Linked DNA regions of Homo sapiens: region 1 is linked to region 2. The links are chromatin loops, found by intact Hi-C in ENCODE. Cell type or tissue: heart left ventricle. All regions are shown on one strand. Links, peaks and the distances in the headings refer to the core of each region. The heading gives the core; the rest is flanking DNA.

What was found. A loop is a pair of places that touch in the nucleus more often than their neighbours do. Peaks named below come from ENCODE experiments on the same cell type or tissue, not always from the same donor. Only the 100,000 strongest peaks of a DNase experiment are listed, where the experiment ranks them.
Region 1: it touches region 2 in a loop (3-fold over the local background); 58 of 110 quality-filtered maps call a loop at or near these places.

What each region holds. Positions count from the first base shown.
Region 1 is chr12:116,741,304-116,744,209 of GRCh38, reverse strand. All of the region lies in intron 3 of RNFT2 (ring finger protein, transmembrane 2), which reads right to left. Among named protein-coding and RNA genes, the nearest start is that of RNFT2, 4.4 kb to the right of the region's middle. In heart left ventricle, for the core only: no CTCF peak of the experiment used is centred there; no DNase peak of the experiment used is centred there.
Region 2 is chr12:116,818,332-116,821,237 of GRCh38, reverse strand. The region is part of intron 7 of RNFT2 (ring finger protein, transmembrane 2); the gene reads right to left. Among named protein-coding and RNA genes, the nearest start is that of HRK, 62 kb to the left of the region's middle. RefSeq lists a silencer at 1,506-1,865 and an enhancer at 2,066-2,115. In heart left ventricle, for the core only: a CTCF peak has its summit at 1,683; a DNase peak (open chromatin) is centred at 1,697; H3K4me3 peaks cover 1,488 bases; H3K27ac peaks cover 1,466 bases.

The sequences.
Region 1 (2,906 bases), core at 163-2,662, 77 kb after region 2:
CTGTCACCCAGGCTAGAGTGCAGTCGCATGATCTCTGCTCGTTGCAGCCTCCACCTCCAGGGTTCAAGTGGTTCTCCTTCCTCAGCCTCCTGGGTAGCTGGGACTACAGGCATCTGCCACCACACTGGCTAATTTTTGTATTTTTAGTAGAGATGGGGTTTCAGCATGTTGGCCAGGCTGGTCTCAAACTCCTGATCTCAGGTGATCAGCCTGCCTTACCCCCGCAAAGTGCTGGGATTACAGGCATAAGCCACCATGCCTGGCCCATAAGCAACTCTTGAGTTCTGTTACCTGCCATTTTTGGATGGAGAAGCTGAGACCTAGGGGTGAAGTCATGTATCAAAGTCACCACAGGTGGGAAGTGGCTGAGCTGGGGTTTGGCTGAGCCCCGTGTTCTTCCCTGCAGAACAGGCAGGCACCATACAAAACTCAGTCCCAGTGCTGGGACCGGGGGATACCATTTGTGATTCTGTAGCCAACCCCAGAGTCGCAGGGGGTATGGGATGTGAGGAAGGGAAGGCTTGGCTGCCCGCCCCTTGGATGTATGTGCTAGGACAGGGCTTCTGGGGCTGGAGGCTGTCCCAATCTGAGAACAGGCCCCCAGGTGTGTTCCCTCTTGGGTTTCAATAGATATAAATTCTAGGCTGGGTGCAGTGGCTCATGCCTGTAATCCCAGCCCCTTGGGAGGCTGAGGTGGGCAGACTGCCCAAGCTCAGGAGTTCGAGACCAGCCTAGCCAACATGGTGAAACCCCATCTCTACTAAAATACAAAAAAATTAGCCAAACGTGGTGGTGCGTGCCTATGGTCCCAACTACTCGGGAGACAGAGGCATGAGAGTAGCTTGAACCCAGGAGGCGGAAGTTGTAGTGAGCTGAGATTGTACTACTGCACTCCAGCCTTGGTGACAGAGCAAGACTCCATCTCAAAAAAAAAAAATTCTAGCTCATGAGTGTTTTTTAACCGGTTTTTTTTTTTTTTTTTTTTTTTTTTTTTTTAGATTCTACCTGGTATCTATTAATCACAGGGCCAAACTAACGGCCAAAGTTATTTACATGTCCTTGTGATCCAGAGCCCATAACCCCAACCACTGCTTCATTTAACCTTTTTTTTTTTTTTTTTTTTTTTTTTGAGATAGGGTCTCACTCTGTTGCCCAGGCTGGAATGCAGTGGTGCAATCATAGCTCACTGCAACCTCCACCTCCTGGGCTCAAGCAATCCTCCCACCTCTGCCTCCTGCATAACTAGGACCACAGATGCATGCCACCATGCTGGGTAAGTTTTTATTTTTTGTAGAGATAGGGTCTCCCTATTTTGCCCAGGCTGATCTCAAACTTCTGGGCTCAAGCAATCCTCTCACCTTGGCTTCCCAAAGTGCTGAGACTATAGGTATGCACCACCATACGTGGCTAGTTTTAAAGTTTTTTAGTAGAGACAGGATCTCCTCATGTCACCTAGGCTGGTCTCCAACTAACTCCTGGACTCAGGTTATCCTCCCACCTTGGTCTCCCAAAGTGTTGGGATTACAGGCGTGAGTCACTGCATGGCCCTTCCTTCATCTAAGTTTTACACACGCAGCCAATATTTCTCCTGTCCTAAATCATCTAGGGCCAGACACCAAACTAAAGAGCACCTTGAGGCCAGGCGTGGTGGCTTGCGCTTATAATCCCAGCGAGCAGGAGCTTGGGCGGCCAAGTCGGACAGATCGCTTGAGCCCGGGAGTTTGAGACTAGCCTGGGAAACATAACAAAACCCTGTCCCTACAAATACAAAAATTAGCCGGGCATGGTGGTGCATGCCTTTAGTCCCAGCTACTCGGAAGGCTGAGAGGTAGGAGGATTGCTTGAGCCTGAGAGGTCGAGGCTGCAGTGAGCCGAGATCGTGCCACTGCATTCTAGCCTGGGCAACAGAGGGAGATCCTATCTCAAAAAAAAAAAAAAAAAAAAGAAACCACCTCGGTACCCCAGAGCCCACCAACATGATTCAAACTAGCCAGTCCTAAACTATTGCCCCTGCCTTGCCTTTCTTTCCCCCAGAAAACACAATAAAGGCTGTGGCCTATGCTTTTTCCTCGGTCCTTTCTGCCCTCTGACTATTGCTGGTGCTTCCCCAGGTGGCCCTGCAAGCAGTAGTATGCCCCTTCATCTTGAGAAATGGAAGAAATAAAAATCTCATCTTTCAATGTCATTAGCCTCTCCGTGTTGTTTCTCAGAGCTATGATCTCAATGTTTGTGTAGATTCTTATGTTGAAACCTAACCCATGCCAGGTGCAGTGGTTCACACCTATAATCCCAGGGCTTTGAGAGATCAAGGTAGGAAGATCGCTTGAGCCCAGGAGTTTGAGGCCAGTCTGGACAACTTAGTGAGACCCCGTCTCTACCAAAAAATTTTAAAAATTAGCTAGGTATGGTGGCACATGCCTGTAGTCCCAGCTACTCAGGAGGCTGAGGCAGGAGGATTGCTTGAGCCTAGGATTTGGAGGCTATAGTGAGCCATGATCACCACTGCACTCCAGCCTGGGTAACAGAGCAAGACTCTCTCTCAAAAAAGAAACCTAACCTGTAATTTGATCGTATTGGAAGGTGGGCCTTTGGGAATGATTAGGTGATGAGATGGGCTCTTCACGAATGGGATTAGTGCCCTTAAAAAGGAGACCCAGAGAGATCCCTTTCCCTTCACCACATTAAGACATAGCAAAAGAATGGCCATCAGTGAACCAGAAAGTGGGCCTTTCGCAGACACTGAATATGCTGGAGCTTTCATCTTGGACTTCCTAGCTTCCAGCACTGTGAGAGATAAACATTTGTTGTTTAAACCACCCATTCTATGATATTTTTGTGATAGCAGCCTGTATGGACTAAGACATCTCTATAAATCAAAATTCCACAGGTACATTCATTGATACAAT
Region 2 (2,906 bases), core at 211-2,710:
GAAGGAGGGAAGTGGATAGAAACAGGAGGGGGAAATGGGGCTGGGGGCAGAAGAAAGGAAGAGAGAAATGGCAGAGTTAGAGGCCAGAAGAGAAAGAACACCCAGGAGGCAGAGTCCAGGTGAGAAGGCAACAGGGGAAGAGTAACCCCCGTATTAAGCGCTTACCAGGGGCCAGGAACGGCACACCAATTGCTCCTCTTGTAGGTAGTTATGACGCGTTCCCATTTCTTAGATGAGAAAGCTCAAACACAGAGGCAGGGGAGGGAAGAACAGAGTGGGAGACCCAGCAAGTGAGAGGATTACAAGAGGAAAGAGAGAAGGACTAGGGCTGGCTTCTAGTTTAGTGATGAGTTTCTCGGTTGAACACTTAGTACCTGCAGGCTGTCCCCAGACTCTGACAATCCCAGGAGATGGACACTGAAATTATTTGCCCCTGTTAACTGGTGAGGAGAGAGAGGCTCAAAGAGGCAGGGTATGTTGTTCGAAGTTGCTAGACAGTGGTGGAGCCGGGATTTAAATCCAGCCTGATTTTCCAGAGTGGCTTTGTGCCACTCTGAGAAACAGAGAAAGGGAGACCCTAGGAGACCTTAGGAGATAAAGTAAGATGTGGGAGAAAGAGAAAGAAAAGATACAAGCTATGGGGGTAGAGAGGGAAGGATAACTGAAGGATGATAAAATTCAGAATAATGGGTACCCCTGGTGGGGGAAGTGAGGACACAGGAACTTTCCAGATGCCGGAAATGTTCCATATCCACCACAGCCAATCCAGTAACCACTGGTCACATGTCGCTATGGAGCACTTGAAATGTGGCTATTCTGAATTGAGATGTACTGAAAGTCTAAAATACACAGGGATAGCTGGGCATGGTGGCTCACACCTATAAACCCAGAACTACGGGAGGCCGAGGCAGGAGGACCCCTTGAGACCAGGAATTCGAGACCAGACTGGGAAACATAATGAAATCCTGTCTCTACAAAAACTAGCCAGGCATGATGGCGCACGCCTGTAGACCCAGCTACTCGGGAGGCTGAGGCAGGAGGATGACCTGAGCCCAGGGAAGTCGAGGCTGCAGTAAGCATGATCGTACTTCTACACTCCAGCCTGGGAGACACAGTAAGACTGTCTTTAAAAACAAACAAACAAACAAACAATATCCCTTAAAAGCAAAAGAAACAAGGAATTTCAAAGTCTTAGAAAAACAACAAAAGGTAAAATATCTCATTAAAAATTTTATGTTGATTACATGTTGAAATAATATTTTGGACACATTAGGCTAAATAAAATATAGTATTAAAATTAAAGTCACCTGTTCCTTTCTAGTTGTTTAACGTGACTACTAGAACATTTAAAATCGTCTGTGTGACTACTCTTATATTTCTGTCGGACAGCTTTGTTGATACTTTGATCTGAGTGATTACATATGTTTGTAAAAATCCACTGAGCTTTATAATTAGGGCACTCCACAGTATGTAAGTTATGCCTCAATACAAAAGAAAAAGGAAAAAAGGCAAGAGAAGGGCGAGCCAGGATGGAAAGAAGCGCAGCAGGTAGGAGGCGGGGCCAGCGGGGCGGGGCTGGTGGCCGCGCGTTGCCTGGCAACGGGTGCTGCCGGTGACGTCACCACCCGGCGGCAGCCATTAATCCCCCTCCTGGCGGCGCGGGCTGGCCCGGCCGCCTGCCTCCTCCTCCCCCGGGCCCGGATGAGATCACCGCGTCGGGCGGCCGGCTGTCCCCGCGCTCCCAACAAATCGACTCCTCGGCGAGCGCCGGCATCTCATGATCTCATGGCCCCGCGGGACGGCGCCGGCCGATGAGGTCACAGCCCCGCGCCCCGGGCCGCCCCGCTCTGCGCGCCGCCGGCTCCGGGTCTGGCCTCCGGGCGTCCCGCGCCGGTACCAGGCCCCCGAGCCTGAGGCTCTTAGCCCTTCGCGGACAAAGGAGATCTCAGTTTGCGAAGGGCAAAGCTGCCTTTTCCATCCTTTTGACGCATCTTTGCGCGTCCACTCCCCGCTCTCTTATTTGGACATTTCACCCCGAAGACCCCTTGTCCAGCAGGGAGTGACCTCATCAGCTCCCCTAAACTTGAAGTCAGGGGCCATGCGACGCGGCTTGCCTGCAGGATTTCACAGCCACTGAGTGAAGGAAGTTGTGGAGCTGTGTCTTACAGACGAAGAAACGGGATCAGAGGGATAAAGGAATCTGCCCCAGATTACCCACGTAGGGAAGGGTGGCGCAGGAACCCGGACCTCCATGATGTGAATGAGCCCTTTGACAGCCTTTTTCTTCTCCTTACCTGTACCCCAAACCTCTGCACCTTTACCCCAGTTCCTCCTTGCTCTGGTGTAAACAGTGGTAACGGTCCCACTTGCGGCGTGCCCCCGCAATGCTGGGTCCTGTTCCACATGACAGACCACTGTAGAGGAATTATACGGACCATTTTACAGATGAGAACACAAGGCTCGGAGAGGTCAAGTTACTTGCTGCAGAACTGGGACTTGTACCCAGGTGACTTGACTCTACAGCAGAGCCTTTCAATTACTCGACACCACCTTCCCCAGAAAAAGAGGAAGGCTTCCGAATGTTGACAGTGGACGATACACCCTCCCTTCTCTCTCCGACAGGGTCGCCATCAAACCCAGTTGAAGAGGGTCCAGTGAGAGCCTATTAGAGGCTTCACAACTCACTTGCCAGCAGCAGATTTCTCCCATCGCTTAGAGACTGCTCACTCACACCACTCCTCAGAAGACCTCCAGCAACATACACAGCCAGGAACGACAGGAAGGAAGGGACATGACATTTACTGAACGGCAGTGCTGAACCAGGCACTGAGCCAGGGCCTGTTACTAAGGGCAAAGCTGGGAGGGATATTACCAGCCCAGGTTTGCAGACGAAAAAGCGGATTTTT